Linked DNA regions of Homo sapiens: all the other regions are linked to region 1. A link is an interaction called in ENCODE POLR2A ChIA-PET data of the cell type or tissue named here. Cell type or tissue: MCF 10A. All regions are shown on one strand.

Region 1 (8,000 bases):
GCCCGAGGGACTCAGAATGAGAGCCTGTGGCCCTAACCAAAGAGTGACCTCTAGGGAGCTCTTATTTCAGGGGAAGACCACTCATGACCACAGGAGCTCCTAGTCTCACGGTAAGGATAGGGCATCACCATAGCTTCTCCCTGCGTGGGTCAGAGTGACCCCAAAACTGATCCCCCCTCTTTCACCTCCAGTCTGATGGCAAGAAGTCAATGATGTGTCCCCTGGCCTCCTGGGAGCAGTGGTTGGGTGAGGGGTGACATCAGTACTCTTAATTTAGAAAGTGGGTGGGACCAGGGGAAGGGTCTCGTAATAGACCTAGGCCATTGCCAAGATTGGCCAGCAGGGGGCGGAGTAGACCTTAGCAGGAGAGGGCAGGCAGAGGAAGGAGGGAAAAGGGAGGAGATGGTTTGATGGAAAGGGCTCTCAGAAGGAAGGTGGGGAGGGGCTTGGTGGGAGCTGGGAAGGTGCCATCCTGCTTCATACCTTGGCTTTGGCAGGGGAGGTCTGCATGGTCTTCTTGAGGAGAGAGAAAATAATTACAGAGACACTGGAATGGTTGAGCTGCAGAATTTACCAAACCAGGGACCTCTTATGTCTAGGTTCTCATTATATGAAATAATAATCCTCTATTTATAATCCACTTTAAATCAATTAATGTATTTTTTTTGCAATCAAAAGGCTCCCAACTGTTGCAAATTTCCTTTTCCAAGACTAATTAGGGAGGGACACTCAATCTCCAGCTCCCCTCTTTGTTGCTGAAATCAGACATCATCCATGCCAAGGTTCTGCTCACCAGAAGCTCAGCCCCTAGCAAGCAGGACCTGCCTAGGGGTGGGGGGGTTGACTTTTCCTTTGCCTCCATGCCCCTTAGTGGCACTTGGTTTTGAGGAAGACTCTCCTCCTCTGCTGCACTCTGAATTTTCTCTAACCTCAGGAAAATCTAGTGGCTTTCCTTTTTAGATGGAAATGATGCTTCACTGAGAATCTCCCATCCTGATATTTAACAACATCATCTACATTCATGAATGTGTTGATGTTTTCCATCTGTGTTGTTTTGTGTTGGGTGGAAATTGAGATAAGGGTTGAATTTTGCATGTGGCTCAAGGTATAGGCCAGATATTTCATGCATGAATACAGGTTCCATAGGCAGAAATGAGCACCAGAATATACAGACTCCTGTAATTTGTGGGAATCTTGGCGAGGGCTTTGGACATATTCGGGGGGTGCAGGGTGGAATCAGGGCAGGGTGGTGGTAGTTACGAACAGAGAGGCCCCTGCTGACATGTAGGCATCAAATGCAGTTCAGAATTTTTAATTTATAGATTCTAGTAGAGAAGACTATATAAAGATTTCTATTTTGGAGGTAGATGTAGAAAAGCTTGAAGTGGCCAGAGATAGTGTTTGTGGTGCAGATAGCAGAGATGATACCCTAAGACCTGTGAAAGCAGTCACAAAAAGCTGCGCTTTGTTTGTTAAAGATGTTAGCTGTGGTTTATGAGATGTGCTGCTTTGGATGATGGAAGATTAAGCCTGTGTTGGCATGGTGATGGAAAACATGTTGTTCACAAATAAAGTCTTTGTGAACATGTCCTTCTTTGATTCAGAATTGAGGCAGGCAGAGCCTGCTCCCATGGGCTGAGAATTTGCAAGCCAGGGTGGCCTCACCAGCTATTTGCTCTGGGGCCATGACCTCAAGAGTAGGGTCCTGGTTTTCGTTACACGAAACAAACATTTATGGTAGCCAAATGATGATGATTGTGTAATTACAAGACTGGATAAAGTGATGGAGGAAATACAATCTCAAGCATTTGTGGAAGGTAGAGGGCAGAAGGGTTGTTGTGGTTAGGGAGGCTTCACAGAGCAAGCAGGACTTGACAGGACTTGATCTGGGCTCGGAAGGTGGCCACCGTGAGACCTGTCAGACTGGAGCAGACTGTGCTACAGCTCCTGGGGAGGAACATGCCTGGGGTGGGCCGTGGAGGGCCTCACACGCAAGGGCTGGAGGGGTTAGAATTGGTATGCTGATTTAATAAAGAGGAGGAAGTCACAGAAGGAAGAAGTCACATACCTGGATATTTAGAAAATAGTAGAGGGGGCTGGGCGTGGTGGCTCCCGCCTGTAATCCCGGCACTTTAGGCCAAGATGGGCAGATCACCTGAGGTCAGGAGTTCCAGAGAAGCCTGAACAACGTGATGAAACCCTGTCTCTACTAAAAATACAAAAATTAGCTGGGTGTGGTGGCCTGTGCCTGTAGTCCCAGCTGCTGGGGAGGCTGAGGCAGGAGAATTGCTTGAACCTGGGGAGCAGAAGTTGCAGCGAGCCGAGATTGCACCACTGCACTTCAGCCTGGGCGACAGAGCAAAACTCCATTTCAAAAGAAAAAAAAAAAAAGAGAGAAAATAGTAGAGGTGTCACGCCAAGCTGCATCAGTGGAAAAAGCCAAGTGGAATAACTCAAGCATCATTTTTCTCACCCCCAAACTTCTCATGGGGGTTTCATTATCTGATTCCATCTTCCGTTTTCCATATATTTGCTCAATCCCTTCTTTTCCTAGTGATACAGGCAGGAGGCAGGAGTTCAGCCCAAGTGGACCCCTTGGCCAGAGAGTGTCTGGTTGGGACTTATGGATTATGTCCAATTTCTGGGTGGCAACAGAGAGGGTGGCTGGAGATTGAGTGTCCCTTCATTATTCTTGGAATAGGAAATTCTGAGAATATTGGAATAGGAATTCCAAGAATATTATTCTTGGAATAGGAATAGTCTTGGAAAAGGAAATTTGTACCATTTGAGATCCTTCCAGTTGTAAACAAATAAAATAACTGGTTTAAAGTGGATTATAAATATAAGTTTATTATCTCATATAATAAGAAATCTAGAGATAAGAGATCCCTGCAGCTCAACCATTCCAGTTTCACGGTAATTCTTTTCTCTCTTCTTGAGAAGCAATAAGCACAGCTCCTTCCATGACAATGTCCAAAGTAAATAGGGGTGGGCGCAGTGGTTCATGCCTGTAATCCCAGTACTTTGGGAGGCCAAGGCAGGTGGATTGCTTGAGATCAGGAGTTCGAGACCAGCCTGACTAACATGGTGAGACCCTGTCTCTACTAAAAATACAAAAAATTAGCTGGGCATGGTGGTGCATGCCTGTAGTCCTAGCTACTCAGGGGGCTGAGGCAGGAGAATTGCTTGAACTCGGGGGGAGGAGGTTGCAGTGAGCCAAGATGGCGCCACTGCACTCCAGCCTGGGCAACAGAGCAGGACTCTGTCTCAAAAAAAACCAACCAAACCAAAACAAACCAAAACAAAACAAAAACCAAAACAAAGTAAATAGGGAGTGCAGGGAACTTTTTTTTTTCTCCCAAAACTTTTTTTTTTTGTTTTTTTGGAGAAAGGCAGAAAATCTTTCTCATAAACTCTCCAGAAGACATCTCCTTCATATCACCAGCCAGAACTAGGTCCCATCTAGGCCACTTCTAGAGGCACAGGAGGCTTGGAGACCAAGTCTTTGGCATTGTTGGCCTTTGTTGTGGAAGGTGTGGTCTGCCAGCAAGAAGGAAGGAGAGGGGACTGGTGGATGGTTGGTGACCAGCAGTGACTACTGCAAACCCAAGGAACAGAGGAGTGGCAGAATTACTGCAGAGGGGAGGCAAGAAGACCAAGTCCTTGGGGTTTGCAGGGAAAGAGGAGGCAAGCTCTTGTGTTTAAGAATACCTGTGTGGTGGGTTCAAGGTGCACTGTAGATTGAGTGCTTTGGCTTTGTGTGAGGGACACCCCACGGCACCTGTGCTAGAGTTTACTTAGACGGCGAGACCAAAGCCACCTCAGTCTCTGTTTTTCCTCCTGTAGTTTCAACCACGAGGATTCACCTTGAATTCACAGAGTGGAGGCTGGCATTGTCTCCTGGGCAACATATTCCTCCTTCCTCTATGAGGAAAAACTCCCCAGAGGCCGGACACTCCTGGGAGTGGGTAGAAATGAAGACCTGGGGAGGGGTAGAGACAAGAACTCATCTCTTTCTCTTGAACTTCCAGGTCTGAACTCCCTGCCCTTAGCAGTGGGAGGAGAGGGGTGCAGAAGGGCAACGGCAGATGTCTGCCTGATGGGGAAGAAGCAGCCCCAGCTGGGGAGTTCCTAGCTTTGTGAGGGGCAGTGCTCTGACCAGGCTAGGCTGGAAGTCAGGGGCTGACTGTGAGGGGCTTTGTGGGTGGGGATGCTTGGCAGAGGGGAGGGATCATGAGTGCTGAGTGGGGGGCGGGGAGGGGCTGGGAAGGGATTTGGTGAAAGGCTTATGGGGTCCTGGGCTGGAGATGGGGTTCTTCAAACATGCTGAGGGGTGATGGTGGGGTTTCCTGGACCTCCCACCCCAAGACAACTGAGGAGGCTTCAGTGCCTCCCTCTTCTATCTTGTGTGTCACACTCTGTGGCTTGCCAACCAAGACTGTCAGCGGATTGCGTAGGTGTTTCCTCTCTCAGAAGTCAGTGGAGTCCCCCATTTCTTCAAAGAAAGCATGAGTGCCTGCCTTAGGGATCTGGAGCTCTGAGTTAAGTCTCCTTCAGTTCTTCACCAGCCCTGCGGCTTGGGCAAGCCACTTCACCTCTCCCAGTCTTGTTTTCGTCATCTATGAAACAGCAGCACTGTGGGGTCAGATTGACTGCTGTGTGAATCACAGCTCAGCCTCTGTTAGCCTCTGTTAGCTCTGTGTCTTCAGACAAATTAACCTCTTTGGTTTGCTTGCAGAGTTTTTGTCTAGAGTTTTCAATCACTCACTTCCAGATGAGTATTGCACTTACTTTTGCCAGGTGCAGGGCCTAACAGCAGCAGCAGCAACAGTGAAAAATCAAAGCAAAAGGGATAATGTCTCGTTTCGTCATTAGGAGGGATTCATATTACACCGTGAGGTTGGCTGGGGCTCAGATGAAGTCACCATTCTGACTGCTGTCATAAAAACTAAATGGGATAAAGAGGGTTTTGTAATCTGCGAAGGCTGCCAGGACAGACGTAAGGATGAATCAATCCCTGGGAAGGAAGCCCAGATGGTGGCTTTTCAGACTTGACAACAGGTGGCGGCTCCCGCCCTCAGGGTGGGACTCTTGGATGGGCCCTGTCCAGCTCCAGGACCAGGTAGGCCTGGAGGGGCCTTTCCTCCCGGGGAAAGGAAGTGGCATGCATCCAGAGTTCCCAAAGTGGCGATTCCATTTACCTTGCTCAGTATTTGACTCTCTCGTCCTCCTGTTTGAGACGGGAGGAATGATGGTGGGTGAGGAATTCGGGAAAGCCGCTTTCATCCCTCCTTTTGCAGTGAACTCGGCCCAATCCCACTTGTCCAGGAGTGTTCTGCACCACCCCACCTCGGGGTTCAGGAGGAAAAGGCCACTATATGGCTTTAATTTTAGGATTGAGATAGAACTTTAATAAATTTGAAGGTTCAGTGTTAGAGCCTTCAAGTTTTGCAGTTTCATGGCAGTGGTTGAATGTTCCCATTTGTGCCCTTGAATTCCCTGATTGTGATTCGCACTGTTGTCCCCACCACTCCACTGCCACTACCACCGCCACTCCACTGCCACTACCACCGCCACTCCACTGCCACTACCACCGCCACTCCGCTGCCACTACCACAGCCACTCCACTGCCTTTACCACCGTCACTTCTGCTATTGTAGAGTCACAGCTCACAAGGTGGGTAGCACGAGAGCTAAAAATAAACAGGTTTAAACTAGGTGTCAGAGTCCAGCAATTAAGGGCAAGGATTCTAGAGCCAGACTGCCTGAGTTCAAATCCAGGTGTGACCATTTACTGCCTGTGTGATCTTGGGCAAATTACATAATCCTATAGTGCCTCAGCTTTCACATCTGTAAAGTGGGGGTGATAATAATAGCTCCTACCTTTTAAATGTGTTGTAATGATTAAATACATTCATAGATGTAAAGCCTTTTTTTTGAGATGGAGTCTCACTCTATTGCCCAGGCTGGAGTGCAGTGGTGCGATCTTGGCTCACTGCAACCTCCGCCTCCCGGGTTCAAGCGATTCTCCTGCCTCAGGCTTCCGAGTAGCTGGAATTACAGGCGCCCGCCACTGTGCCTGGCTAATTTTTGTATTTTTAGTAGAGATGGGGTTTCACCATGTTGGCCAGGCTGGTCTCGAACTCCTGACCTCAGGTGATCCGCCCACCTCAGCCTCCCAAAGTGCTGGGATTACAGGCATGAGCCATCGCGCCTGACCTGAATATTTTTTATTCCATTTTACAGGCAGAGAAACTGAGGCTCAGAGATGTAACTTGTCACATCCACATAGCTAGGAAGTAGAGGAACCAGGTTCAAACCTGTGATTTTTGGCCCCCAAGGCTAGTGCTCTTCACTACGGGTTTATACACTGCAGCCTCCACAACTGCGTTGCTTTTTTTAGCACAAGGGCAGTGTCTCACACATCTTTCCAGCACACACAGGCCTTGCCTCGTGAGCCTGGCACTTGGCACGTGTGATTTTAGTGTGATAAAGACTCTGGTATGTCTGGGCTTCCTTCCAGGGTGTACTCACTTTCCAGAGCTTTCTAATTTGTGTTTTTCATACTGTGTTCAAGCCCTTGTATGAGGAAGCCAGCCCTATCTGGATTTCCTTCCTAGTGACTCCAGGGCAAGCAGTAGTGCAGGAGACTCAGGGAGGAGGGTGCTGGAGGGCAGTGCCATCTACCCAGACAGATGTCGGCTTGGTCTCTCATTCCCAGTCATTAGCTCAGAGCTTTTGGTGTCCTGGGTGGTTAGCAGTTGGATAAGGGCAAAGACCCTTTTTTTTTTTTGTATTAAAAAAATGGATATATCATGGCTGACTCTGGGCATGCTGCCTATGAGTTAGTCCTGCTCCGCAAGGAGCAGTACTGGTCATTAAAGATTGCTGTCTAACACTACCAGCTCACCAAAGAATTAAAAAAGATTGATATATCCTAGTTGTACATATTTTTGGGGTACATGTAATGTTTTGATACAGGTATATAGTGTGTAATGATCCAATCAGGGTAATTGGAATATTCATAACCTCAAATACTTATCTTTTGTGTTAGAAACAGTACAATTCTTCTTTTCTAGCTATTTTCACATTTACAATAAATTATTGTTAATGTAATTTCCCTATTGTATTATCTAGTACTATCAAATACTAGAACTTAGTATCTAGAACTTATCAAATACTAGAACTTATTCCTTCTATATAACTGTATTCTGTATTCCTTCTATATAACCCTTTATATATTTCTTTTCATTCCCCTCTCCTTCTCCCCTTCCCAGCAATTGAATTCCCATTCAATTTCTTTTTATTCCCCTCTCCCTCTTCCCTTCCCAGCCTCTGGTAAGACTCCCATTCTCTAGATGAGATTTACTTGCTTCTTGCTCCATTTCAGAGACAGAGAAGAAGACAATGGCCTCAGTAAGATATACATAAGATGATCTTCTAGGCAGTAATACTAGTGACCATGGCAGAGAGAACTTGACTGGACTTGTGTTTCATGCAATGTAAGAAAAGCAGGCACAGCAAAAGAGAACCCACACTCCCCCACATCCCCTGCAATGTAACAAATAACATAAGGAATGCTTGATTACCCACCAGCTTAAGATAGAAACCATCACCAAAGACCTAAATGTAAGAGCGAAAACTATAAAACTCTTTAAAAACAGGGGAAAAGCTTAACAATGTTAGATTTGGCGATGAGTTCTTGGATAATGGTGGGAGGATTGCTTGAGCCTGGTAGGCAGAGGTTGCAGTGAGCTGAGATCCCACCACTGCAAAAAAAAAAAAAAGAGAAAAAGAAACAGAAACAGGGTCCCACTCTGCTGCCCAGGCTGGAGTGCAGTGGCAGGATCATGGCTCACCATAGCTTCAAACTCCTGGGCTCAGGTGATCCTCCCACCTCAGCTTCCCAAGTAACTGGGACCACAGGTGCACACCACCACACCTGGCTAAATATATTTATTTTTTTTTGTAGAGATGGAGTCTCACTATGTTGCCCAGGCT
Region 2 (8,000 bases), 370 kb after region 1:
TGTTGCCTGAATACCTTTTTTTTCTTCATTGTGTTGTTTTATATGTCCTGTGAGATTTGTGCTTTAAGGAGATTAGATTCTATTTTGGTATATTTTGAGGATTTGTTTCAAGATTGAGAGCTCCTTTTAGCAGTTCTTGTAGTGCTGGCTTGGTAGTGGTGAATTTTCTCAGCATTTGTCTGCAAAAGACTTCACTTATGAAGATTAGTTTTGCTGGATACAAAATTCTTGGCTGATAATTATTTTGTTTAAGGAGGCTAAAGATAGAACCCCAATCCCTTCTAGCTTGTAGTGTTTCTACTGAGAAATCTGCTGTTAACCTGATAGGTTTTCCTTTGTAGGTTACCCGATGCTCTTGCCTCACAGCTCTTAAGATTCTTTCTTGTTTTGACTTTAGATAACCTGATGGCTATGTGTCTAGGTGATGATCTTTTGGCAATCAACTTCTCAGGTGTTCTTTGAGCTTCTTGTATTTGCATGTCTAGATCTCTAGTAAGGCCAGGGGGGTTTTCCTGGATTATTCCCTCAAATATGTTTTCCAAATTTTTAGATTCCTCTTTTTCCTTGGGAGCACAAATTATTCTTAGGTTTGGTAATTTAACATAATCCCAAACTTCTTGAAGGCTGTGCTCATTTTTTAAAATTCTTTTTTCTTTCTGTTTGTTGGATTGGGTTAATTCAAAAGCCCTGTCTTTGAGCTCTGAAGTTCTTGCTTCTACTTGTTCAATTCTATTGCTGGGAATTTCCATTGTATTTTACATTTCTCTTAATGTGTCCTTCATTTCCAGAAGTTGTGATTGTTTTTTAATTATGCTATATGTTTCTCTGGAGATTTTTTAATCCATATCCTGTAACGCTTTACAAATTTCTTTAAGTTGGTATTCACCTGTCTCTGGTGCCTCCTTGAGTAGCTTAATAATCAAGCTTCTGAATTCTTTTTCTGGCAATTCAGAGATTTTTTTCTTGGTTTGTATCCATTGTTGGTGAGCTAGTGTGATCTTTTGGGGGTGTTAAAGAACCTTGTTTTGATATGTTACCAGAATTGTTTTGATTACTTCTCACTTGGGTAGATCATGTCAGAGGGAAGATCTGGAGCTCAAGGGCTGCTGTTCAGATTCTTTTGTCCCATGGGGTGCTGCCTTGATTTGGTGCTCTCCTACTTCCACTAGAGATGTGGCTTCCTGAGAGCCAAACTGCAGTGATTGTTATCTCTCTTCTAGATCTAGCCACCCAGCAGACCTACTGGGCTCCAGCCTGGTACTGGGGAGTGTCTGCAGGGTCCCGTAATGTGATCCACCTTCAGGTCTCTCAGCCATGGATACCAGCACTTGCTCTAGTGGAGGTAGCAGAGGAGTGAAGTAGACTCTGTGAGGGTCCTTACTTGTAGTTTTGTTTAGCATGCTGGTTTTGTGTTTTGTTGGCCTCCAAACAGGAGGTGGCACTTTCCAGACAGCATCAGCTGCAGTAGTATAGGGGAGATACAAGCTTGCCCCAGGGTTGCCTGGATTGTTACAGGAAGTCAGGGACCCCGAATGGAGGGACCGACTGAAGCCATGGCAGAATAACATAAATTGTGAAGATTTCATGGACATTTATTAGTTCCCCAAATTAATACTTTTATAATTTCTTACACCTGTCTTTACTGCAATCTCTGAACATAAATTGTGAAGATTTTGTGGACACTTATCACTTCCCCAATCAATACCCTTATGATTTCCTATGCCTGTCTTTAGTTTAATCTCTTAATCCTGTCATCTTTGTAAACTGAGGAGGATGTATGTTGCCTCAGGACCCTGTGATGATTGCGTTAACTGCACAAATGTTTTGTAGAGCATGTGTGTTTGAACAATATGAAATCTGGGCACCTTGAAAAAAGAACAGGATAACAGCAATGTTCAGGGAACAAGGGAGATAACCTTAAACTCTGGCTGCCTGTGAGCCAGGCGGAACAGAGCCATATTTCTCTCCTTTCAAACGCAAATAGGAGAAACATCGCTGAATTCTTTTTCTCAGCAAGGAACATCCCTGAGAAAGAGAATGCGTCCCTAAGGGGAGGCCTCTGTAATGGACGCTTTGGGATGGCTGTCTTTTATGGTTGTCGTTAAGGGGTGAAATAAGCCCCGGTCTCCCATAGCGCTCCCAGGCTTATCAGGACAAGGAAATTCCTGCCTAATAAATTTTGGTCAGACTGGTTGTCTGCTCTCAAACCCTGTCTCCTGATAAGATGTTATCAATGACAATGCATGCCCAAAACTTCATTAGCAATTTTAATTTTGCCCTGGTCCTGGGGGTCCTGTGATCTCACCCTACCTCCATTTGCCTTGTGATATTTTATTACCTTGTGAAGCATGTGATCTCTGTGACCCACACCCTATTCGTATACTCCCTCCCCTTTTGAAAATCCCTAATAAAAACTGGCTGGTTTTACAGCTCAGGGGGCATCACGGAACCTGCTGACATGTGATGTCTCCCCCAGATACCCAGCTTTAAAATTTCCCTCTTTTGTACTCTGTCCCTTTATTTCTCAGACAAGCTGACACTTAGGGAAAATAGAAAAGAACCTATGTGAAATATCTGGGGTGAATTTCCCCCGATACCAGATAAGTATTTCGTTTTCTCAGGCAGTGGGCAGGGCCAGAGAACTTCCAAGAGATTATGTCCTTTGTCTTCGGCTACCAGTGTGGGTAGGGAAAGACCATCAGGTTAGGGTAGGATTAGTCATGTCTTAGCTCACACTCTTCTTGGGTGAGGCTTGCTGCAGCTGCTGTGTGGGGATGAGGTGTGGTTCTCAGGCCAATGGAGTTATGTTCCCAGGGGTATTATGGCTGCCTCTGCTGTGTTGTACAGGTCACCAGGGAAGTGGGGGAAAGCCAGCAGTTACAGGCCTCATTCAGCTCCCATGCAGCCTGAAAAACTGGTCTCACTCACTCCCACTGTGCCTCCCTAATAGCACTGGGTTTACTTCCAGGCAGCAGGTGAGCAGGGCTGAGAATTTGCCTCTGGCTACAAGCCTTCCTGCTGAGAAAGTAAGCAGGGCTCTCAGGTTTCACACCTCCCTGTCTGCTGCAGCTGCTGTGCTCACATTCACCCCCTCCCCCGGGTTCCGTCCAGGAAACTTCATGTTCAGTTGAAATTGTTACAAAGTTCAGCTGGAAGTTTCCTTCTGTCTGTGGTCTTTCCCCACTTCCACTGGCAGCCCTCCTCAAGGACTCCTGTGAGACAAAGTCAGAAATGTCTTCCTTGGGGACTGAGAGTGTCCACAGGGCTCTTTCTGCTGCTTCCTCTCCCCTGTATTTCACTTGACTGTTTCTTTATTTGTAAAAAATTTCCCATGCCTTTTACATAATTTTTATTAGGATTTTTTTTCTTATTTATGTGTAGGAGTTGGTAGTATAGAAGAAAACTTTATTGAAGCAAATCTTCATTTTTCTTAATATGTTTATTAGCTCTAATGGGGATTTTGGGATAATATTTTAGAGTTTTTTTACATGCAAGATTATATTATCTGTCAACAGAAATATTTTATTTCTTCTTTTCCAACTTGGATGCCTTTTATTTTTTCTTACTTAATTGCACTGACTAGAACTTTCAATAGTATGTTGACTAGAAGTTGAGAAAGTGGGCATCCCCATCTTGTTTTTGATCTTAAAGGAAAAGCTTTTGATCTTTCACCAATAAGTTTGATGTTAGCAGGGCTTTTTCATATATGGCCTTTATCAGTTTGAAGAAGTTTCTTTCTATCTCTAGTTTATTGACTATTTTTTTTTTTTTTTTTTTTTTTTTGAGACGGAGTCTCGCTCTGTCGCACAGGCTGGAGTGCAGTGGTGGGATCTCGGCTCACTGCAAGCTCCGCCTCCCGGGTTCACGCCATTCTCCTGCCTCAGCCTCCCAAGCAGCTGGGACTACAGGTGCCCGCCACTACGCCTGGCTAATTTTTTGTATTTTTAGTAGAGACGGGGTTTCACCGTTTTAGACGGGATGGTCTTGATCTCCTGACCTCGTGATCCACCCGCCTCGGCCTCCCAAAGTGCTGGGATTACAGGCTTGAGCCACCGCGCCCGGCCTTTTTTGTTTGTTTTAAGACAGGGTCTTGTTCTATTGCCCAGGCTGGAGTGCAGTGGCACTATCTCAACTCACTGAAGTCTTGACCTCCTGGGCTCAAGCAATCCTCCCACCTCAGCCTCCTGAGTAGCAGAGACTACAAGTGTATGCCACCACCCCCTGGCTAATTTTTGTATTTTTGGTAAAGATGAGGTTTCACTATGTTGCCCAGGATGGTCTCAAAGTCCTGGCCTCAAACAATCCACCCACCTCAGTCTCCCAAAGGGCTGGGATTAAGACGTGAGCCATTGTGCCTGGCAGTTTTTTTTTTTAATTATGAAACAAGGTTGAATTTTATGAAATGCTCTTCCTGCACTGATTGAGAGGATCATCTTTTTTTTTTCTTCTGCTGATAATTTGGTATATCACCTTAATTGATTTTCTTATGCTGAGCAATTCCTGGATTGGGGAGTGAATCACAGTTGGTCATGTTGTATAATCCTTTTTAATTATGTTGCTAAATTTGGTGCATGAAATTTATTTGAGGATTTTTTGCATTAATGTTATGAGAAACATTGATCTGTAGTTTTCATTTCTTATAGTGTCTTTTTGTATCCAGGGAAGGCTGGTCTCAGAACAAGTCAGGAAATATTCCCTGCTTTGAGTTACAATTGATACATAATTCACCAGTAAATCTTTCTGCTTTAGATCTTTTTTCCTGTGAGGTTTTTGATTAGAGATTCAATCTTCTTACATGTTATAAGTCTATTCAGATTTTCTATTTCTTCATGATTTGGTTTGATAAATAGTGTATTTCTAAGAATTTGTTCATTTCAACTGGGTTATCCAATATGCTGACATAGAATTTTTCAGTCTTCTCTTAAAATCCTTTTCATTTCTGTAAAATCAGTTGTAAATTTCACACTTGCAAAATTTTTATTTATTTGAGTCTTACATCTGTTTTTCTCTTAATTTACCTAAAGATTTGTCAGTTTTGTTGACATTTTCAAATAAATAGCATTTAGTTTTGTTGATTTTCCCTATTGATTGCTTGTCCTTTGTTTTATGTATCTTCACTCTCTTCCCTCTTATTTACTTGCTTTGGGTTTATTATGCTTTACTTTTTAAAGTTCCTAAGATATAATATGAGGTTAATGATTTGAGGTGTTTGTTTTCATTAAAATATGCATGTGGTTATGGCTACAAATTTCCGTTAGCACTGTTTTGCTGCAACCCATAAGTTTTGGTATGACATGCTTTTGTTTTTAGTAGTCTCAAAGTATTTAATTTTCCCTGTGAATTCTTCTCTGACCCATTGATTGTTAAAGAGTGTGTTGTTTAATTTCTACAAATTTGTGAATTTTCCAGTTTTTCTTTGATTATAGATTTCTAGTTTCATTCCATCATGACTGGAAAAGTACTTTGTATGATTTTAGTCTTTTAAAATATATTAACTTGTTTTGCAGCATAATATAATATATGATCTATCCTGGGGAGTGTTCCATGTTCTCTTGAGAAAACTGTAATGTGGATTCTGCTGTTGGTGGGTGGAGTATTCTCTATTTGCCTCTTAGGTCTAATTGGTCTATACTTTTTCGCAAATCATCTTTTTTTTTTTCAAACTTCTGTCATTCTAGTCATTATTGAAAGTGAAATATTGAAGTTTTCAACTTTTATTATAGATCTGTCAATTATTTAAAAAATTTATTTCAGTGTAGCTTCATATATTAATTGGAGTTCTGATATTTAGTGAATGTATGATTATAATAGCTATATCTTCTTGGTAAATTGATCCTTTTATCAATATATGATGTCTTTTTTTGTCTCTGATAATGGTATTTAACTTGAAGTATGGCTTTACAAAATATTAGTTTAGCCACCTCAGCTCTCTTTTGGCTTCTATTTGCATAGAATTTACTTTTCCATCCTATTACTTTCACCCTGTTTGTGAGGTGGGAAATTAAGGAAGGAAAGAAAAATAAAATTAAAAAGAAAAAGAAATAAGCTTTCCTGTATTAGGCTGACTTATCTCAGAGGCAGCAACAGGCACAGCCCAGACCCAGGAAAAGCCTTGATAAACATTATCTAAGAAGCTAGTACACAAAGAAATCTACTCTGGAGACCCTCCCAGCACTCTTTCAACACAGGGAGGAGAAAAACAAATTTTCCTTTCTTTTATGGTATAAGTTTATAGATTCCTGTTCTCTGTATCTAGTAACTTCAAGTATTCTGTTTTGTCTAAGTGGAACAGTGAAGGACATGAGCTGTCTGAGCAGGCCTGAATTATGGCCACCTGGGCGCTGTAGTGAAGGTCATGGAATAAGCTGTGCTAGGCACTAGGGCAAACCTAGATAACGGCCATCTTGGTTACATAGCAACAGTCATGTGTAATCCTGAGTTATGAACCTGTTAAAATTTGATTAACTGTCTTTGTTCTGCCTCTGTATCCTCACTTTCACGCCACTGTAAGCCTGCTTCAAGCTAGCCCATCCCCTTTTAAAAGTGTGTATAAAAGTTAAGTGCTGTCTTTGTTCTTGGCACATCTTCTGACGTTAATCTTCTGGGTCTGAGTGCATTCAATAAATCCTCCTCCTTTTACCCCGTGGTCTTTCTGGTTCTCCTGATTCTGCAACCGTTGTGTCTTCCATGTAAAGTGAGTCTCTCTTAAATAGCATAGAGTTGGATCTTTTTTCTTTTTTATCCATTCCACCAATCTCTGTTTGTTGATTAGAAAGTTTAATTCTCCATTCAAGGAATTCCATTTAAAGTAATCATTGATGACGAAGGTCTTCCTTCCGCATTTACTGTATATTGTTTGTCCTTCATTTCTTCCATGATTGCTTGATTTTGTGTTCAGTTGATCCTTGTAGAAAAACTTTTTGATTGTGTTTATTTTTCCTTTTGTATATGTTCTATAGATATTTATTTTGGGGTTACAATGGGGATTATATATAACATCCTAAAGTTACAGTTATCTAGTTTGAATTAACACCAACTTAACTGTAAATGCATAAAAAATTCAACTCTGACAAAAGTCTATCCCCTTTTTATGTTATTGATTTCACCAATTACATCTTTCTACGTGGCATGTCCACTAACTTTGGCTTATAATTATATTTTATGAATTTGCATTTTAAATCCTGTAGAAAATAAAAAGTGGAGTTACAAGCTAAAATTACAATAATGCTGGCTTTTACGTTTGCCCATGTACTTTTACCAGAGACCTTTATATCTACATACAGTTTCAAATTTCTCTCTAGCATCCTTTTACTTCAAATCAAAAGGCTCTCTTTATCATTTCTCACACAGGAAATCTAGGAGCAATGAACCGCCTCAGGTTTTGATTATTAGAGAATGTTATAATTTCGCCCTCATTTTTTAAGTACAATTTTGCCAGAAGCGAAATTCTAGGTTGCCATTTTTTCCTTTCAGCACTCTCATTATATCATCCCACTGCCTCCTGATCTCCAAGACATCTGATGATAAATTGGTCAACAGTCTTATTAAGGATCACTTATATATGAAGATTCACTTATCTCTTGATGCTTTGAATATTCTCTCTTTGATAGTTTGATTATAATGTGCCTCCGTGTGGCTCTCTTTGAATTTATTTTACTAGGAGTTTGTTGAACTCTTTGGATGTGTAAATTTATCTTTTACTGAAGTCACATATATGGAACCTTAAAGTATGTAGTCTTTAAGACGGCCTTCTGTTACTTATCAATTTGCATTTAAAATTCAACCATGTCTTTGTGAGTCTTGATAGGTCATTCCATTTTGTCACTGTACAGTATTCCACTCTATGGGTGTGATATACTACAGTTTATTTATCTATTTATCTACTGAAGGACACCTTGGTGGATCATAATTCTTGGAAATTATGAATAAAGCTACTATAAACATTTGAATCCAGGTTATTTTTTGTGGGCATATTTTGAAATCTGTTACATGAATTTCTA
Region 3 (8,000 bases), 110 kb after region 1:
TTACGAAGCATACAGGCAACACGCATTCTGGATCATCCCATTCTTCTGTTACCAGATTTTTTTTTTTTTCCGAGACGGAGTCTCGCTCTGTCGCCCGGGCTGGAGTGCAGTGGTGCGATCTCAGTTCATTGCAAGCTCCACCTCCCGGGTTCACGCCATTCTCCTGCCTCAGCCTCTCCGAGTAACTGGGACTACAGGCGCCAGCCACCACGCCCGGCTAATTTTTTGTATTTTTAGTAGAGACGGGGTTTCACCGTGGTCTCCATCTCCTGACCTCCTGATCCACCCCCTTCGGCCTCCCAAAGTGCTGGGATTACAAGCGTGAGCCACCGCACCTGGCCCTGTTACCAGATCTTTGATTTTGCTCTGAACACCTTGGTTGCAATCACTGTGCTTGTTTATCCAAACTCCATTCAGGAATACATACGACAACTGCCTCCTAATTTTCCCTACAGAGATGATGTCATGTCAGTGAATCCACCTGTTTGGTCCTTATTATTCTTCTGTTTATTAGCATTATCTTAACTTTTAAGGGTTACTTGATTAGCTGTGTTTGGAACTGCTGCAGATAGATGAACGGCAGGAACTCCTCCGATGTCCTGGTTTATGTTACCAGCAATGACACTAAGGTGCTCCTACCCCGGTATGATGATACCACTGTGAATGGTGCTGCCAAGGAGCCGCCGCCACCCTAGGTGCTGCCAAGGAGCCGCCGCCACCCTAGGTGTCTGCCTAAGCCTTTGAGTGGGCGGAGCTGGGGGCAGCAGCTTGACTTTTCAGATATCTGAGCAATAGTCATGTTATTTCACTTTTCAGGTGAGCTCTCTGCGCTTGTTTGTTGCCGAAGTGCTACTTTTTAAGATTTAGATGTTAGGTTGAAACCTGTAGTTTTCCTCAACATATGCTTTGTTAGAACACTGTGATAGATTGGCTGTAGAATACTTTCTGTAGGATTGGGGGTGTAACAGGCTTCACTAACCCTCCCTAGGAATGTAAACTTCCCCCAAATCTAGATGGACCTAGAGTCAGAGAAGTCTGCTTTCATACCTGTGGGACCCCAAAGTTGGGCAGTTAGTCATACGTTTCTCTCTGTTCCCTCTCTTTTGAAAGTGTAAAATAAAACCAAAAATAGACAACTTTTCTTAAACCTTTCCAATGTAGAGAACAAAATCTTACGAAAACAGGAATGCCAATTCTGTAATCATTTTTCTAATTAGGTAAATAGAAGTCCTTATGTATGTGTTTCAAGAATTTCCCCCATAACATCCTTTATGACAAGTTCAATGGCAGTTTGTGTTTGGTGGTAAAGGATTTTCTCCATGGCCTGACTTAAAACCATTGGAAAGCACCAGGCAGTGGGAGCAGTAACCACCTGATGTCTGTTCTCCTGCATCCCCTGTCCAGGGTCATGGGGCGGCGTGCCTCATCTATGTTAGAGGGTAAAACTGATGTGTTTAGTGCTGCGTGGGATCTGGTGCTCCTCTTCAGGATTCACATCCCCACCCAGGGCCTGCTTTTACTGAGTGTTCTGCCCTAGCCTGGTTCAAGGAAGTCATGCAACTGACTTTATCAAGTGGAATTGGGATATATTTGTTATATATTTACCTAAAAACATGGAAAGGATTTTCCTCCTTCTTCCCCTGCAAGGTACATTCTACAGCTTTGAACTTCCAAGTATGCCTAGTCACCTTTTAAAATGTAAAAGTTTTCAGAAAAATGAGGATTGCTTTCCTTTTATGCACTTATTATCTTGACTACCTAAGTTGCAAGGTATTTTTATATATTCATATGTTCAAAAGCCAGCAACTCTCCTGTTGGTCCATTATTGAATGTGCTGTGAATGAAGTCTTTTGCAATTAAAATGAGATTCGCCCACATCCAAGATGAAAAAAAAAATTCCCTCTTAACACTACTTTTGCTACATTCCAGATGTTTTGATATGTTGTGTTGTGTCTCTATTTTTGTATGTTTCAAAGAATTTTTTGATTTCTGCCTTAATTTTGTTGTTTAACCAAAAGTCAGGAACAAGTTGTTTAGTTTCCATTTATTTGTGTGGTTTTGAGAGTTCCTCTTGGTATTGATTTCTATTTTTATTCCACTGCGGTCCAAGATTCTTGGTATGATTTTGATTTTTTTGAATTTATTGAGATTTGCCTTATGACTGAGCATGTGGTTGATCTTAGAGTATGTTCCATGTGCAGATGAAAATAATATATATTCTGTGGTTGTTGGGTGCATTGTTCTATAGATGTCTATTAAGTCTAATTGGTCAAGTGTCAAATTTAAGTCCATAATTTCTTTGTTAGTTTTCTGCCTTGATGATTTGTCTACTGATGTCAGTGGGGTGTTGTCCCCTGCTATTATTGTGTGGCTGCCAAAATCTTTTCTTAGATGCAGAAGTACTTATTTTATAAATCTGGGTGCTCCAGTGTTGGGTGTGTATTTATTTAGGATGGTTAAATTTTCTTGTTAAATCGAACCCTTTATCACTATGTAATGCCCTTCTTTATCCTTTTTTACTGTTGTTGGCTTACAGTCTATCGGATCTGATTCAAGAATAGCAACCTCTGCTCTTTTTTGTTTTCTGTTTGCATGATAGATCTTTCTCCATCCCTTTACTTTGAATCTACAGGTGTCATTACACATGAGACAGGTGCTTGAAGACAGCAGAAGGATGGGTCTTGTTTTTAAATCGAATTTGCCAAGGTATGTGTTTTAAGTGCAGTGTTTAGGCCATTCACATTGGAGGTTAATATTTGTATGTGAGGCTGTGTTCCTGCTTTTTTGATTTCTATTTTTTTTTTTTGAGAGGGAGTCTCACTCTGTTGCCCAGGCTGGAGTGCAGTGGCGCGATCTCGGTTCACTGCAAGCTCCGCCTTGTGGGTTCACGCCATTCTCCTGCCTCAGCCTCCTGAGTATCTGGGACTACAGGTGCCTGCCACCATGCCTGGCTAATTTTTTGTATTTTTAGTAGAGATGGGGTTTCACCATCTTAGCCAGGATGGTCTCGATCTCCTGACCTCGTGATCCGCATTTAGCAACCTCTTGCCTGGATGGCTGGGATCCTGGGCTAGTCCCTTCTCCAGGCAGATGTGAAAAAAAAAAAACATCTCAGGATCCCAAACTTACTAAGCCAGAGGGAAAAGTCAAGCTGGGAAATGGGTCATGCAAGCCTGCCCCCACCCAGGTTGGTTTCTAAATAAGATAGCTACAAAGATAAAAAGCCATACACCAATCTCACAACTTGCCCACAAGGAAATTCCTTGTGAGCCTCAAGATCTTTACCCTAAAACAGTTCTATTGAATTTCACCCTGGCAGTGTAATTGACAGCTTATCTTCACAGGTGTGGGACAAAGGGCAGAACATAAAGTCATCCCTCTGCTCACCCAAGACAAATCCATATCTGATTGCTTCCTCTCCCCTATTTTTGTTATCTTATGTAAAAATGCAGATTCACTGAGCCAGATGAAGGCATAAGTGACTATTTCCTCTACTCCGCTCCCACATGAAAATTGTGTATTCAGTGAAAGATTGATCAAAGACTCAAAAGGATGCAATCACTTGTCTCTTATCTACTGACACATTTAAAAAATATTTCTTCCTCTTCCCCCAATATCCACTGTTTCTCCTTCAAATATTGAAGCCCTCAAAATCATCTTTGGAGAAAGACGTAGACCTACCTCTGGGCACGCATCCTTAACTTTGGCCAAATAAACCTCCTAAAATGATTGAGATTCACCTTGGTCATTGTCATTGATTTACACAAGCCTGATCATCCTGCTCTGGTGGTGTCCTCCTGGGCCTAGTGAAACAAATACTGTCAATGGCTTAACAATGTTGCACTGAGATTGTGTCAGTCAAGGTGACACATGGATCGGAGAGACAGACTTTTGCCTCCAGATCCAGAGAGGTCGGTGGGCACATGAAATGAACTAGCTTTGCTAAGGGGGATATCTGTGTTGTGGGGTAGATGGCAGCACAGGTTCTGGCATGGCCTTGATTGCTCAGCAATCTTATTGACCTCTAGGCATAAACCAAGGGCAGAGTGCTTTTGGATGTCCCTTAGCTTTGGTGCGACATGGGGAATGTACAGATGAGACTTAATCCATTTTGGGCAGGTTTCTGAATCTTGAAGGACCACCTCTCCATGAATCCTGGGCATCTGTTGTCCCTTGCTGCCTCTCTGTGAGTAATAAAGTTGCTTTACTAAAACTCGTGTGAATGTTCTGTCTTACTGAACTCATGAACATGGTAAAGTAACCTAGGCATGGTGAACTTTCTTCACACACAATGATTACCCTACTCCAGCTTTCTAGGTCTTTGTAACAGCCAAGTTAGAAAGTTGGGAAAGCAAAGGGGAGGCATAGTAGCATTGCTCTCTCCTTTTTTGAAAACCTTGGAATCTATTTTGAAAACTGATCCTCTGCTCCAGTGATGAACTTTGCATCCCAGAACGACTTAGGAGGAGGTCTCCCTACCTATCTCCTTAGCTGCATAAAGATCTTTAAGTTGATATTCCATTTGCCAAAACTGAAGAGCTGGTAACCTCATCTGTTAAAACAAGACACTCAGGCTGTAAAGTTTGTTCTCCTAGTCTTTTATTAGGGAGCAGTGGAGTAGAGCTAAACCTGAAACCTGGGCCCTGGCTCAGGGCTAAAAAAGGTTCAGGGCACCCCTGTGCGGGTGGGTGGAGTGGGGGTGATTTTGTTTCAGGCTGAGCAGGAGGGCAAAATTCAGTCTGGGTACAATCTGGGCTGCTCCTGTGGCAGCCTAAGCCACAGGTTTGAAGCTTCTATTGAGCAACAGAGTACTTTACATAAATTGCCTCAAGATGAATCAGAGATTTCTTCACCCAAGGGCTAAGATGAAGCCTGAACTGATTATAAAACCTTCCTTGGCTCAGTGCCCTTCACCACTGCTGGCTTTTTGCTGTAGCTCCACATTCCTGTGCATTGAGGGGTAAGTGCATTTTCCTTGGATGGGTTCTTAGGTGGTCCACAGGGTAGTGACTGCAGGTGACCACTTTGAAATCACAAGGTGTTGGAAACCACAACCCTCCACTTGCCTGAGCACCTCTGGGGTGATATTGCATTTTGGACCCAAGTAGATCAGCTCTTGTTGTGCTATGTAGACTCAGTCCCATGATTTAAGAATGGCTAAGCAGGCCGGGTACGGTGGCTCACGCCTGTAATCCCAGCACTTTGGGAGGCCGAGGCGGGCGGATCATGAGGTGAGGAGATCGAGACCATCCTGGCTAACATGGTGAAACCCCGTCTCTACTAAAAAAATACAAAAAATTAGCCGGGCGTGGTGGCGGGTGCCTGTAGTCCCAGCTACTCGGGAGGCTGGGGCAGGAGAATGGCGTGAACCCGGGAGGCAGAACTTGCAGTGAGCCGAGATCGCCCTACTGCACTCCAGCCTGGGCGGCAGAGTGAGACTCCGTCTCAAAAACAAACAAACAAACAAACAAAAAACCCAAAACAACAACAACAAAAAAAGAATGGCTAAGCAGGGGTGGGTTATGGACCATTTGTGGGGGATATGTGGCCATAGTGCCATCACCTGAGGAAAGCAAACAGCCTGGCCAATCACAGAACCCTTCCCAAGGGACCTTGAGTAAGCAATACCCTCCAAGTTATGCACCCCGGTGGATGAGGTGGTATGGAACATGGGCAACTGAGGCTGATTTTTTTAGACGTTAGACAGTATTATATGTTTTCTCCTCCCCATCCTATCCACACATGAGAAGTTCACCATGGATCAAACAGAGCAGAGACCACAAAATAGATATGGAGGATGTTATGTTTTCTTTAGGCCCTTGATTCAGAAAGAGAGGGGAGAGTGGAGGTTGAGGGGTGGGGGAGAAACTGCCTCTAGACTTCCCTTGTTTCCTTGAAGGTTAACATTAGGCTGGGAAGATGACAAAACTTGAAGAGCATCTGGAGGGAATTGTCAATATCTTCCACCAATACTCAGTTCGGAAGGGGCATTTTGACACCCTCTCTAAGGGTGAGCTGAAGCAGCTGCTTACAAAGGAGCTTGCAAACACCATCAAGGTAGGTGATGCCCCTCTCACTGCAAACTTGCCCATGACCCTGCACTGAGGGGAGTGGCAAGGCCTGGCAGAGGATGGTGGGACAAGGACTGGGGTGGGGTTGGCCCCAGTTTGAGCTCCCAAAGGATGCTCTCCCCGCTGCTGTGGGAGAGGTCCTTTGCTTCCCTCTCTCAATAACTCACTTAAGGCTCTACTCAGTTCCTCTCTCTGAGTCTGTTTCCTCATATGTAAAATGGAGAGAGGCAGGGCACGGGAGGGGTTGAATGAGTGAGCAGAAGAGTACCTTCCAGGTCAAGCCTTGTTAATTCCAGGGTGGTTCATGACCATTGTGTTCTCTGTTTTGTTACACTGGATTCTCCAACACAGTGTTGGCTAATGAGTTAATGTGCCTGGGCCTTCACAACCCGAGCTCTGAGGGATAAGAGGCCTAAGAAAGGGTCTTGTGTGGAGGTTCTGAACTCAAGGTCTCTGTTGTCCTTTTTTCCTAGAATATCAAAGATAAAGCTGTCATTGATGAAATATTCCAAGGCCTGGATGCTAATCAAGATGAACAGGTCGACTTTCAAGAATTCATATCCCTGGTAGCCATTGCGCTGAAGGCTGCCCATTACCACACCCACAAAGAGTAGGTAGCTCTCTGAAGGCTTTTTACCCAGCAATGTCCTCAATGAGGGTCTTTTCTTTCCCTCACCAAAACCCAGCCTTGCCCGTGGGGAGTAAGAGTTAATAAACACACTCACGAAAAGTTCTGAATAGTGTCTGTGAACTTTTTTCTTTCCATGCCTGCGGTTCCCAAACTTGATCACACCTTACCCCTGCTCTTCTGGCAGTCTGATTTAGATCCCTTAGAACTCCTGCCCCATTTGTTCATTTGATCACCAATTATTTATTTATCGAATTATTTATTGAATGTCCACCATTCATTCATTCATTCACTCACTCAACAAATATTCTCTGAGCATCAGAGACCAAAGACACAAAGTCCTTGTCCTCTTAGAGCTTGCATATTATTTGGGAGAGAATAGAAAATAAATAAATAGACAAGCAAATAAAAATATATTGTATGGCTGGCCATCATGGCATGTGCCTGTAGTTCCAGTACTCAGGAGGCTGGGGCGAGAGGATTGCTTGAGTCCAAGAGTTTGAGGCCGTAGTGTGCTATGATTACACTTGTGAATAGCTATTGCATTCCAGCCTGGGCAACATAGAAAGATCCTGTCTTTAAACACATATATATATACACACACATATATATATGTCTTTAAACATATATATATGTATATATATGATATATACATATATATGTGTATATATGATATAATATAATATGATATGACATGGTGTGATCATATTGATACAATAGTAGTTAATGATAAGTTATATGAAGAAAACTAAAGTAGAGAAGTAGAGTTGGGGTGGAAAGGGAAGGAAGGTGATGTTGGTTTCGATGGGGTGGTCAGGGTATACATTTGAGCAGAAATCTGAAAGAAATGAAGAAGAGTGACTTGCAGCTATCTAGAGGCCAAGAGTTCCTGGCAGTGAGTAGCCAAGGCTCTTGGTGGGCACATACCTGACCTGCTCAAAGAGTAGCACAGAAGCCAGTATACCTGGAGTACAGTGACTGAAATGGGGAGTGGTGGGGAATATGAGCCTGTAGGTATCAGGAAGCAGATAACAGCAGCTTATAGACCATGGGGAGGACTTTAGACTTTATTCTAAATGTGCTAAGGAGACACTGGGGGGTTTTGACCAGGGGAGCGAAATGATTCTATTTATGCTTTGAAGGATTACTTTGGCTGCTTTCGTGGAGAACAGATTATAGAGCACAGGCAAGCATGGAAGCTAAGAGATCAGCTAAGAAGAGATTCCCCAGGGCAATCCTGTCTAAGAGAAATATAATATGTATAACTTAAACTTTACTAGAAACCATATTTAAAAAAGTAA

What was found. ChIA-PET counts read pairs that join two places held together with the same protein. Peaks named below come from ENCODE experiments on the same cell type or tissue, not always from the same donor. Only the 100,000 strongest peaks of a DNase experiment are listed, where the experiment ranks them.
Region 2: POLR2A ChIA-PET joins it to region 1 with 5 read pairs; 1 of 35 experiments calls an interaction of 5 or more read pairs at or near these places.
Region 3: POLR2A ChIA-PET joins it to region 1 with 8 read pairs; 3 of 35 experiments call an interaction of 5 or more read pairs at or near these places.

The regions. Positions count from the first base shown.
Region 1 is chr1:153,487,429-153,495,428 of GRCh38, reverse strand. No RefSeq gene overlaps it. Among named protein-coding and RNA genes, the nearest start is that of S100A7, 31 kb to the right of the region's middle. In MCF 10A, a CTCF peak has its summit at 337 (motif pointing right); DNase peaks (open chromatin) are centred at 358, 4,608, 4,978 and 6,478.
Region 2 is chr1:153,118,047-153,126,046 of GRCh38, reverse strand. It overlaps a transcript of SPRR2F not described here. Among named protein-coding and RNA genes, the nearest start is that of SPRR2F, 8.5 kb to the right of the region's middle. RefSeq lists a silencer at 2,974-3,063 and an enhancer at 2,519-3,262. In MCF 10A, no CTCF peak of the experiment used is centred here; DNase peaks (open chromatin) are centred at 2,736 and 3,016.
Region 3 is chr1:153,372,512-153,380,511 of GRCh38, reverse strand. It overlaps S100A12 (S100 calcium binding protein A12), which reads left to right and starts at 4,891. Exons shown (of 3, transcript NM_005621.2): 1 at 4,891-4,960; 2 at 5,900-6,057; 3 at 6,545-6,801. The coding sequence starts at 5,920. The coding sequence ends at 6,685. It also overlaps the pseudogene LAPTM4BP1. RefSeq lists a silencer at 1-128. In MCF 10A, no CTCF peak of the experiment used is centred here; a DNase peak (open chromatin) is centred at 4,861.